Regions from separate parts of the Mus musculus genome. Here region 1 is linked to region 2. Evidence: chromatin loops called from intact Hi-C (ENCODE). Cell type or tissue: gastrocnemius. All regions are shown on one strand. Links, peaks and the distances in the headings refer to the core of each region. The heading gives the core; the rest is flanking DNA.

Region 1 (10,225 bases), core at 7,726-10,225, 48 kb before region 2:
AAGGATCAGGACGGGGCATGATAGAAAAAGTGGAAAAGCTGTCTCAGAGTTGACCCTCCATGAGGAAGGATGGAGTGGTAGAACACAGAGAAAAAGGAAGAGAGAACACCCTGCTACCATTTACCCATAGCCACTACCTCATCTGCAGGGCACAGGCCCAAGTGCACAGGCAGGTAAGAACCGTCTATCCTCCTGCTGCTCAGTGGGCAAAAGAAAGGATGTGGGCGTGCCTTCCAGGCAACTGCAGGCTAAGGAGCATCACAGAGACAATGCCCAGTGCAACCTGATTGTGAGGACGAAGCTCCTGGTAACCCTGGGCAACACAGGCTGCCAGGATCCCTAGGCACTGGACATCTATTCCCTGGGTCTCTATGGCAGCCACATAAGACAAGCATCTTGGAAAATGTCAGAACTGGGGCTCTATAGAGGTGACCCGGCCACATTAGGGTAGGGATAACTGCTGGGTTCACCCCAGCCTGTTTCACTGTGTTGGCTAGATCAACGTGACACAAGTTATAGCTATCTTAGAGGAGGGAACCCCACCAGAGAAATGCCTCCATAAAATTAGTCATAGGCAAGCCTGCAGGGGGCTTTCTTAATTAGTGATTGATGGGGAGGGCCCAGCCCATTGTGGACGATACCATCCCTGAGCTGGTGGTCCTGGGTTCTATAAGAAAACAGGCTGGAGCAAGCCACAGGAAGCAAGCCAGTAAGCAGTTCTTCTCCATGGCCTCTGCACCCTGCCTCCAGGATCCTGCCCTGCTTGAGTTCCTGTCCTGGCTTCCTTCAGTGATACGGAAGTGTAAGCCAAATAAACCCTTCCCTTCCCAACTTACTTTGGTCATGATGTTTCATCATAGCAATAGAGACCCTAAACCAGAACCAGAACAGTGACCCTGTACTAGCTACTGCTGCCTCTCTCTGGACCTAAGAGGACTGTTTGTGTTAGGCAAAGACCCCAGGCTCTGCAGCAGGGCTGCCTGGGAGCCTGGAGGGGACCTTGTCCCCATGAGTCTCAGGGAAGATGATACCACGCTGTCTTTGGTCTTTAGGGGTGGAGATTAGCCAGGCTCTGGGGTCAGGGCAGGGATCAGGCAGAGTGGTGGCCTCAGCAGGCTAGGGATTAGCAAGTGATACTCCACCCCTCCCCCATTCTGCCCTACCTTACTACCTGGCGGAACCGCAGCCTCCCTCCCTGTCAGGAAGCTTCGCTCAGAATCCCAAAGCCCCCAGAAATTGAGTGAGACATCCCAAGCTTTGGAATCCTGGGGCTGTCTATTCTTTTGCATATATTGACATATGATTTGCATAAATTTGCATAAATGCTAAACCTGTCATTCAGAATGTCCTATTGGAGTCCTGTAAGATTTGCTGCTCCTTGATTAGGGACCAAGGAACTTAAGAAAACACTCCAAGTTCTTCTCTTAAAGAAACTTGCCCGGTGCTGAGCCTACCCCTAAACGAAGGTCCACCTCTTTTGTTTTGTTTTGTTGTTTTGTTTTGTTTTGTTTGTTTTTCAAGACAGGGTTTCTCTGTGTAGCCCTGACTGTCCTGGAACTCACTTTGTAGACCAGGCTGGCCTTGAACTCAGAGGTCTGTCCGCCTCTGCCTCCTGTGTGTTGATTTAAAGGCCTGTGCCATTACTGCCTGGCAAGGTCCAACTCTTTTTTAAAGTTAGAAAACAGCTGAGCATAGTGGTGTACACCTTTAATCACCGTGAGTCCAAGGCCAGCCGGGTCTACACAGTGAGTTTCAGGCCAGCCAGGCCTACATAGAGTGACCTTGTTGCAAAATAAATAAAAAAATTTTAAAATCAAATTTAAAAAAATAAGAAAGTATATGAATATACAGTTTAGTAATTTAAAATTTGACTTATACCTACCTACCCCAACCCCACTCCCATAATTGCTATTCAGTCACAGACACAGCTTTGCTAAAGAATTTAGTGGGAAGAGGCACAGTGGTAGCACCTGGCACTTCTCATGCTTCCTACATGGAGCTGTGCTGTGGCAGAGCAGCCTCTGCCACCACGAATGCACTGCCATGGGACACTTCTGGGATCCTTACAGAAGCTGCCTCTTGAAGTCCTTAACACAGGTGCCAGATAAATCCACACTGCTCTTGTCTGATCCTTGTTCCTGCTGCCCTGAGCCGGTCCTGTCAACAGCAGGCAGAGGGTGTGCAGGGAACCAGCCCAAACTTGCTAATCATTGTGAGTTGAGTCTGCAGTCATCGATATCCCTGCAAGGGAAGCTTCATCGCCCACAGCAGCCAGCGGCAGCACAGACGATGAACATCAACATGACCTTTGGCGGCAGCGAGGACTACAGACATCAGAATACCCTGAGGTGGAAGTACAGACCACAAATACCAACATGGTCATGCTCCAGCTGCAGCACGAAGTATGGACATCCGCATGGCTTCCGGAGGCAAGCATGGACCAGGGACATCAACACGGCCTCCAACAGCCGCACGGACCACAAACATTGACATGTCCTGCTGCAGTAGTCTAGACCATCGACACCAGCATGATCTACAGCATGAGCGGCACAGACCACGACTATCGACGTGGCCTCCAGCGGCAACACAGGCTACAACATCAACACGGCATGTGACAAGTATGTCTTATGCCAAGCAAGTTTATGAAGAAATAGTATTCTGGAGTGATATCTCAGAAGTTAAGAGCATTGCCTGCTCTTCCAGAGGTCCTGCTGAGTCCCAGCACAGGGGCTGGAGAACAAGGGCACATTCTTGTTCCCAGCAACCACGTGGCAGCTCACAACCATCTGTAATGAGATCTGGTGCCCTCTTCTGGTGTGCAGGCATACATGCAGACAAAACACTGTATATGTAAATAAATCTTTTTTTTTTTAAGAGTCTAGTTGGATCTTAAAAGGTGGAATATGAACTAGGCATGCAGCTCTAATCCCAGCACTCCAGAGGCCAAGTTCAAATCTAGCTATGGCTACATGGTGTTTGATCCTGTGTCATACAGGACTATATCCTAGCCCAGCAGCTGCCATCCGGAGAAATTCTGCTGTGCAAACTTGCAAGAGATCATCCTAGCTGGGATGGTGACATTTTACATCCCCTGAGGGGTAAGGAGAATCATAAGATACTCATCTATGTGTATGCAGCCGCTCCCTACCACCTGTCATATGCAAGCATGTAGCCTTGGAGGGGCTAAGGGAAGGGAAGATACCATGGTGGGCAGGCAGCAATGTAGCTCCTTCTATCGAACTATAAAAGGTCTTCATCCTTGCTGGGTAAAGACTTTCTGGTGTAGACTCTTAGGGGAGGAGCTCCACTCCAGAATTAACCCCTCACCCGTGTTTTGTAAGTCTGACGAACTCACTGGTCCCCCAGGGTGAGCTTGTGGAATTGTACCTGGGATTGTCACTGGCACCTTGGAAGAAGAGGAGTACAAATTGTTTTTGTTTCCTCCAGGAAGGGAATTTTAGCAACATCCTGTCTCTGAAAAACCCAGACAAGACAAAGCAATTTACAATACAATTGCTTCATATGAAGAGCCTACCTTGGAAGCAGAGAAGTCAACATGGGCCATTGAAGGCTTGCGTGCAGATTTTCAGAGCCATGTGGTTTATAGTCAAAAGGTGGAGACAAGCTTGGTGCCCATGGCCAGGACTCAGAAACAAATCGTGGAGTGACTATATCACATAGACATCACCACCTACCAGGAACAAGAACTTCCCAGAGACCACCTCTTCTATTGCTTGGATCTTCTATGACAGCAGCGAACAGTACATTTCTGTCACTTGTAAATCACTTGATTTAAGGTGTTGTATTACAGTAACCCAGATGTAATAGGACAGTGAGCTTCAGTGGAAACCCTAAACAAGTAAGTTTCATTCAACCAGTTTCACTTCAGCCACGATGTAGTTGTTAGGAACAAAAGTGTGTCCTTGATCCCCAGCCCTGATGCTGGGACTCAGTAGGATCTCGGGAAGAGCATCTGAGCCTCCTCTCCAGCCCAAGATACTGTTTCTTAATAAGCTTGATTGGTGACACAAGGGAAGTGATCGTCATGGGAGCCAGATCGTCTGATCTGGGACCCCCACCCCCACCCCACCCCATATGCCGTCTGAGAAGACCTTCAAGCAGCGCCAGAGCTTTGAACAAAGAGTGGAAGATGTCCGGCTCATCCGGGAGCAGCACCCCACCAAGATCCCAGTGACTATAGAGCGACACAAGGGGGAGAAACAGCTGCCCGTCCTGGACAAGACCAAGTTCCAGATCATGTGAATATGAGCAAACTCATCATGATAATTAGACGGCGCTTGCAGCTCAATGCTAACCAAGCCTTCTTCTTCCTGGTGAATGGGCACAGCATGGTGAGTGTGTCCACACCTGTCTCTGAGAGTGAGGGAGATGGAGTGGACACCCTTTTGTACATGCTTTATGCTTCTCAGGAGACATTCGGGGCAGCACTGGCTGTGTAAGGCTACAACAATGCCTAAAGGTTGTTAAGCCCTTACCAAGGCATAAAGTGGCGTTATCAGCCGGACGGACGCTGGTCGGCTCACCACCCACAGATCAGAACGTAGGCACCCACATAGGGTATTAGGAACTGTTCATCAGCCAGAAACTGAGCTCCAGGCAAGTGCATTCAGCTCGGAAACTCATCTAAACCAGGCGATCTTGTGTTCCAACTTTACAAGTTTAAAAATAAAATACTTTGCATCCAAAAACAAAACAAAACAAAACAAAACACCTTGCTTGGCATAAGACATAGTTGTCCCAGGTCACATGGTTCTGCTTCTCTGGAAATGTAGATTAATACAGATTTTGGCTAAAGGTCTTGTCCCGGGCCAATGGTTTTTGTGATAATGCTTTAAGCTGTTAAAGACTCCGCCACAGATATCCTACTGAGTCCCAGCACCAGAGCAGGAGAGAAGGACACACTCTTGTCCCCCAGACTGAGCTGATGGGTTCCTGTCACCTTGAGGAGGCTCCCAGAAGCACACAGGTACCCTGGCTATTGGTTGTCCTGCAGCCTTTCTCTGGCTTTGTCACATTCTGTGGGAAGACAGATCCTGGCTTGGAGCAGGTTCCCTAGTAACTCAAAGGGCCCTATGTCTAGGACACTGCTGGACCCGTGGGGGTTGCTGCTTGCTTCCCTGGGTGCCAGTCATCTTTCTACCCTGCCCCCGATTCTGCACATGCTAATCCTTTGCACCCGGCCCATCTAGTGCCAATTAATCCTGGCTGGGTCTGAGAGGCCAGCTGCTGGGGCACTGAGAAGGCAATTCCTGGCTAGCCGCTGACATCTGAACAGGTAACTCAACATGAAATGGGGGCTCAGTGGGACTCCTTGGGGGATCACCACGCTCAGCTTTTAGCGGGGCTTTTAGGTGATAAATAGAGCAGGCAGGAGAGCTATGATGCGTGGTCCCCACACTCTATCCTGTGGCTTAGACTTTGCTATCTCCAGCGCAACCTGAGAAATGTGGATTTGATACCCCCAGAGGGTTTGGGGGAGGCTAGGAATCTGTTTTTTCCAGCTCTCCCAGAAGATTCTCAGAATCCTGGTGGTCTAACACTTCAGATTCCTGGGTGGCTACCTCCAGGTTCTCTTCCTTCAAAGTGGGAGGGCAGCAAGACAGGCCTCCAGATTCCGGTCAAGGAAAAACTGGGCTAAGAGGCTGCTTGCCTAGATAACCTCCAGACAGTTCAAAAATTCAAGCTAGGTTCACTGCCCACTACAGCAGAAGTCAAGAGAAGGCAGTCAGGACCCAAGGGCAGATCTCAGAGTATACTTATCTTGGCCAGAGTCCCCTTAGGCAAGTCTATTGACCTGAGAATGGATATCCCACTTACAGGGAGTAGGGGGCAGGCAAGATTGTCAGGAGAATGAGTGTTATCAAGGGGATGTGGAAGCCAGGTGTGGAGGAGGGCTTTCTTCAGGTCTGGTTCTCAGGACTGCTGGGAGCTGGCGGGGATCTGTGTGCTCTGCCATTCCCAACGTGTGACCTTGGGAGGAAGTCGCTGTGTTCTCACCCCAAGCCAGCAGAGGACTAGAAGAACCCATTGATTGTCCCTGGCCCCAGTTAATTTTCTGTAGGCTGATGTTCCTCCAAAGCTTAAGCTTTGTTTTCGTAGAGGTTGTTCTGGGAGAAGCTGAGCCAGTGCTGGGTCAGAGGTCAAGGTTAGGGGTTGGTCAAGCAGCCTGGCAATGAACTCTGGGAAGCTGGCTATGGGGCTACTATTTTTCTAAGGGTCCTTGAAGAGACAGACAGAGAGGCACAACCTTGGTAGGTCTGTGTCCTGGGTGGCCTTTCCTGGGCTTGTGTACATGTCAGCTTTGATCGTACCACCGAGCCAGGCCATCCTGCAAGAATTCAGTCTCTTGGAGCTTGGCTCCCCCACGTGCTTAATATCATGCTTAAGGTAGAAACTGGCCATCACCAACCATGACGGAAGTCCAACTGGTATTTTATTCTAAAAGCTAAAAAAAATGATGTATGGTTATTTATTTTTTAATTTATTTTTGAGAGAAGTCTCACTGTGTAGCTCTGGCTGGTCTGGACCTTGCTATGTAAAGCATGATGGCGTTACAGAAATCTACCTGCCTCTGCCTCCCAACAACTGGCATGAAAGCACATGGCTAATGTTATCTTAGATTTTTCTGTCCACAAGTCACTGGTGTTTCTTCTCTGTTGTGGGCTTCTGCAGTACATGATATTCCATAATTGGTATTCACACTCAGTACCTGTCCTTGTAGTCATGGCCAGCCTTTATGAAACATGGGCCAGTCACTGGACAGCAGATGATATCTGAACAGATGACTCCAGATGTGGTGAGGGCTCAGTCACTGGTCTAAGAATGCTGCCTATACCAGTTTCTGTTTGATTGGCTTTGTTTGTTTTGAGATAGCATTTCACCATATAGCTGTATAGCCGGCCCAGGACTTGCAGAGATCTGCCTGTCTCTGCCTCCCAAATGCTGGGATCAAAAGCATGTGCCACCATGCCGGGCTTTCTTAATGGCTGTTATGCCTGACTCTCTTACACTCTGCGTACAAGGTAGGCACTCTCGATGTCTCTTGCTTTTGTTAGTTCAGGCTGGCTGGCCTGGATTCTTCTGCCTCTGCCACTCAAGTGCTGGAGTTTAAGTGGGTGCCACCATGACAGGCTTCAGTGCTCCCACTCTGCAGGCAGGCAAACAGAGACACAGGGAGTCTGACTCACGAGAGTGCTAGAACGTGTGTGTCTCCTGTTCCAACGAATGTGCGTCTTCTTTCCAGCATTTCTGCATATTGTGTTATGGGCTGCATTACAGTCTATTTAATGCAGGCCTCACCCCTGATGAACACTGAGATCCTTTTCAATAGCTAGCCTTCGATAACATTTGAAGAAATATTTTTTATATATGCTTTATATGAACCCCCCCCCCCCCCCCACCGCAAACAGTTCCTTCAGCTTGGAAACAGATAAGCAAGGTATGCAAAAATCCATGCCATAGAATACTTACTACTCCTTAATAGAAATAAATGAATTAGTGACAGGAACCCTTAGAAAGGAATTCCAGATGCATATACTCAGTGAAAGGAGCCATGCTCAAAGGTCACACATGATACAGAACGTGTCATATACTGGAATTCAGACCACAGGGGCAAGAATGCGTATCTGTGTGTGTGTAGAAGAAACTTTTAAAACTATTTATTTTTAATGTGTATGTGTGTGTAGTCCATGTATGTTTAGGGGCTCACGGGCCAGAAGAAAGTATTAGATCTCCTGTAACTGGAGTTATAGGAGCTTATGAGCTGCTTGACATGGGTGCTGTAAAACATGTATGGAAAATCAAATCTAGAAGAGCAGCAAGTGCTCTTAACCTTGGCGCCATCTCTCCAGCCCTACTGCAGGATTATTTTAAAAGACAGGGTGCAGTAAAGGGCTAGTGCAACCCACAAAGTAGCCATGAGTGAGGAGGATGCCTGCGCTCATTCAGTTAAAGACTATGTTGCTTACAGGTGTCAGGATGTTGGGCTGGGTCCAAAGGGTGCTGCCTCAGCCTCCGGGGACCCCTCAGAAGACCGTGGAGACAGCAGGACCACAGCCAGAAACAGAGTCGAAACCAGAGGCCAACCCACAACCGGAGCCAGAACCTCAGCAGGAACCAGAGCCAGAGCCAGAGCCAGAGCCAGAGCCAGAGCCAGAGCCAGAGCCAGAGCCAGAGCCAGAGCCAGAACCTGAACCTGAACCAGTACCTGAAGAGGCTCCACCTGAGGTCCAGGCCCTGGTGAGGGGAGAGGGTGAGGAGGGCAGGCTGGTCTTGCTGCTCAGGGACTCACCGGCTTGGGCCACCTGACCCCCATGGATGAAAGGGGGGGCCAGTGGGAAATGTGGTCACTGACTTAGTGCACATCTGAATGAGGCCACTCAGGCCCAGAGAGTGAACAGGCTTGCTCAAGGCTGTTTCTGTGAAAGGTGAGGCAGACTTTGTCACCATCTCTCTTAGCTGCTCAGCCAAGCTCGAGATAACATGAGCACAGCTGTGCAGAATGTGCAATGAACGAGCATGCCTGTGTGCTGACAACATTCATTTATGGGGCTGAAGCAGTGGCGCAGAGGCTAAAAGCACTTACCATGCAAGCATGAAGAAAGACCTGAGTTCAAATCTCCAGAATCTATGTAAAATCTGGATGCAGTCACCTAAGCATCTTTAATCCCAGCGCTTCGATGGCGAGTTGGAAGCAAAGAGGAGAATCCCTGGAAGGTCATGGGCCAGCTATTCTGGCTAACCCATTTAAAAAGCACAAAGAGACCCTGTCTCAAAACAAGGTGGGAGACAAGGACTGACACCCCAGGTTGTCCTCTAAATTCATGTATGGTACCATGTGACCAACCTCTCCAAGTACACTCACACATCAACTACAAACTTGCATTGTGTACATACACACTATTTGCAAAACCAGGCAATAGGCTATAAGTAGCCTGTGACCATATTTTCCAGCCTCTGGTCCAGGACCCAGTCTACATACCAGGAGATTCAGAAATAGCTCCAGAATAGAAGTACATCGCTTCCCTCAGGTGGTATTTGTTTCATAGGAAGACTTTCTCAATACAGGAAATAGAGAATTAATTACAGGTTTTAAAAAACAGTATTTTTAAAAGATTTATTTAAAATGTCATTGGGGTGGGGGCGGGGCGGTGGTGTTCACATGGGTGCAGTGCCTACAATGGCCAGAAGAGAGCATCAGATTCCTGGAGCAGAGTTGTGAACTCTTTGATGGGTGCTCAGAACATGAGTTCTCCATAAGCCGAGTTCATACTCAACTGATCTGTCTCTCCAGCCCCATAAACAGTATTTTAGTTTCCAAGTGTCTTTGAACATAGTGTTCCCAGGATAACAACAATAGACACGCTAAAGAGAGCAGAGGTTGAGAGGGGAAGCCCAGAAGGCTTCAATCCTACACAAAGAATTACAGACAACTAAGGGATTCTGAGAGCGGGAGAAATCATCTTTCCCAGGGAAGAGCACACCAGTTGGTTGCCCAATACAAAATGGTCTACTTTGGAAACATACATACATGTAACAGACTGAGCAGCTTGTACTTATGTATTTAGGAATATATATATATATGTATGTATGTATGTATGTATGTAACAACTATTAGTGAATAAAGAGGCCATGGATTTTAAAAAGAGCAAGGAGGGGTTTATGGAAGGGTTTGGAAGAAGAAAGGGGAAGGAAGAAATGATGTAATTATGTCATCTTAAGAAAAATAAAAGCCAGGCAGTGGGGACACACTCGGGAGGCAGAGGCAAGCAGATCTCTGAGTTTAAGGCCAGCCTGGTCTACAGAATGAGTTCCAAGACAGCCAGGGCTACACAGAGAAACCCTGTCTCAAGAAACCAATAAACAAACAAACAATTAATTTAAATAATGAAAAAAGATTAGTGTTCCACTGAATACACTATACTTTGGGACACGAGATAAAACTTATAAACATTTATCACACTCAGTGTATATGCGTGCACAGAGTTCAGAGAATAACTCATGTGGCACATGTCCTCCTGCCAGACAGCAAGCACCGTTACCCACAGAGCCATCTTACCAACCCTGAGGGTTTGGTCCAACTGTCCAATCACCAGGGACCAGTTAGCAGTTTGCAGGGGGCACTGGTCCATGTGCCACATTTTGAACAACATTTTCCTAGAATGTTCCTTCAAGCTTAGCAAAACTTGCCAGTCTGACATCTCAT
Region 2 (2,500 bases), core at 1-2,500:
AGCTGAGAGTTCTACACCTTCAACTGAAGGCTGCTAGCAGAATACTGACTCCGAGGCAGCTAGGGTGAGGGTCTTAAAACCCACACCCACAGTGACACACCTACTCCAATAGGGCCACCCACTTGCATAGTGCCACTCCCTGGGCCGAGCATATACAAACCATCACAGTAATATATTTGGTTAATCCCAGTGACAGAGTTATCACTGCTATGTGTAATGGCTGTGTTAAGTATGAGTTCACTAGACAGTGGAGAACTTCCTCTTACACCTTTCAAATCGTGTGTGTATTACACACACACTCACACACAGACACACACACACACACACACACACAAACACACACTCACATACACACAGAGATATACACACACAGAGGGCACATCATTATACATGAATCTCAGGCCTCTGGTTTCATTGCTTCTTTATGATCTATACATAAGCTCTGGGGACAAAACCCAGGGCCTTCTGTGTGGTTAATTAAGCATTTTAAAGACAGTCTCTCTAAGTTGCCCAGGCTGGCCCTGAATTCACTCTGTAGCTCAAGTCGCCGTTGGGCTTTCTATCCTGACTAGCTTCCTGAGTGCTAGGAAGCAGCTACTAAGGACTCTTGTGAGGATGAACGGTAACAAACCAATGAGTGAGCGTCTGGCTGGTGCGCATGCCTGGCCAGTGCCTGCCCCAGCCGTGAAAGCCGCCACGCCGGGAAGAAGTTCAGAACCTGGCCTCTGGAAACAGTAACAGCCCAGCCTAGAAACATAAGCTAAATTCTGAGACTATGCAAGCTGCTCTAGGTTGTTTTCTGGCTTTCTTTCAAGTCTCAAAGGAGTCTATGCCTGTAATCTAAGAACCCCCTTCTCACTGGGCAGTGGTGGCACACGCCTTTGATCCCAACACTTGGGAGGCAGAAGCAGGCGGGTTTCTGAGTTCGAAGCCAGAAAAAAAAAAAAAGAAAAAGAACAAAAATTTTTTCAAGAAGTTCAAAAGTATAAATAACTGCAAATTATAACCATAAAATGTTATAACTATATAAAATAAAACTGTAAAATATAAAAAATCACAACTATAAAATATTGTAGTATTTTATAGTTTATAAATTAATTATACTATAAATTACAAATAACCAAAAAATGCAAATAACTATAAATAAACTAAAAATTAGCCGCCACCCTCGGGGGAGGATCTGCTGTGTGCTGGAGCAAGAAGCCTTGGAAAACCGGTTCCTGCCTAACGCAGTCCATTGTGTTCTGTCTCAGCCTGTAGCACTGAGCGGGGTTGGGGCGGCGCCCCACTCCAGGAGGACCCAATAAGTGCCTTGTCAGATTACGCCAACTAGAAACATTTAGGGGAAAGCTAGGACTTTGAGGACACCCCTCTTCCTCCCTCTGTGTGGTTCACTGCCCAGCTGCGCGAACACTCAGCTCCCTCCACAGTTTGATTGGTTAGATGGCTGAACCGGAGGCAGGAGGGGCTGCTTAGATCTACCTATGGTGATCCAGGCGCCCCCTGGTGACCAGTACTGGTATAGTAGGAAATGTCAGGGCAGACTGGTCTGTTGTGGCAAGCAGCCTTGTCTAAGATACCCCAGCTTGTCTGAGGCCTGCATGGGCATTAGCATGAGCTGGCAGGTGCAGTCCCTGTGTGAGTCTTGATGACTGATATAAGGATCTGGTCACTCTTCCAGCTCACTCATCCTCACAGTTGCCTGGGAAGAATGTTCCCCTGCTGTGTCCATTTTAGAGAGGAGGAAGACGACTGGAGATGGTCCATGCTAGGGCCTGTGCTTTTTTTTTTTTTTTTTTTTTTTTTTTTTTTGGTTTTTCGAGACAGGGTTTCTCTCTGTCTCTCTGTAGCTCTGGCTATCCTGGAACTCATTTCGTAGGCCAAGCTGGCCTCAAACTCAGAAATCCTCCTGCCTCTGCCTCCCGAGTGCTGGGATTAAAGGCGTGTGCCACCACGCCCGGCTGGGCCTGTGCTTTTGGTGGTGCCCTGCATAGGTGGGAAGGCCCAGGGAAGTCAGTCAGGTTGTTTGACCCTGCTGGCCTCCCTTTGCTGATATCCAGAAGGACTCAGCCTGGAGCTGTGGCTAGGTGCCTCCTGGGACCTCAGTTCCATATCTATGTCCCAGGATGGCATGTTCTCACAAGGCTGGGGCAGAGCCTCAGCCACCCCACGTAACACTTGAGAGGAGGGGGCATCTTCTTGCATCTGTATGGGATCCCTATGGGTGTCTGAACCAGGATCACAAGATCAGCCCGGCCGTTCCTGTAGTGACCAAGGTCCTTTTTCCACCTCTTACTAGTTATATTCGATGCTACTACTGGGCTGTGAAAACCCTCATCACCATCGGAGGACTGCCCGACCCCCAGACGCTCTTTGAGATTGTCTTCCAGCTGCTGAACTATTTTACCGGGGTCTTTGCTTTCTCTGTGATGATTGGACAGGTAGGTGACTGCAGCCACATCACACATCCATCACCTGTAGTTCTCCCACCCCCGCTGGA

The links. Peaks named below come from ENCODE experiments on the same cell type or tissue, not always from the same donor. Only the 100,000 strongest peaks of a DNase experiment are listed, where the experiment ranks them.
Region 1: a loop joins it to region 2, with 6 times the contacts of the local background. A loop is called at or near these places in 30 of 42 quality-filtered maps.

What each region holds. Positions count from the first base shown.
Region 1 is chr8:95,301,603-95,311,827 of GRCm38, reverse strand. It overlaps Cngb1 (cyclic nucleotide gated channel beta 1), which reads left to right and starts at 5,243. Exons shown (of 33, transcript NM_001195413.1): 1 at 5,243-5,296; 2 at 7,991-8,259. The coding sequence starts at 7,999. It overlaps Tepp (testis, prostate and placenta expressed), which reads right to left and starts at 230. Exons shown (of 8, transcript NM_199455.2): 1 at 138-230. It also overlaps the pseudogene Gm5359. In gastrocnemius, for the core only: a CTCF peak has its summit at 9,214 (motif pointing right); no DNase peak of the experiment used is centred there.
Region 2 is chr8:95,254,003-95,256,502 of GRCm38, reverse strand. Cngb1 (cyclic nucleotide gated channel beta 1) reads left to right here. Exons shown (of 33, transcript NM_001195413.1): 26 at 2,300-2,441. Among named protein-coding and RNA genes, the nearest start is that of Cngb1, 51 kb to the left of the region's middle. In gastrocnemius, for the core only: a CTCF peak has its summit at 1,503 (motif pointing left); a DNase peak (open chromatin) is centred at 1,510; H3K4me3 peaks cover 403 bases; H3K27ac peaks cover 377 bases.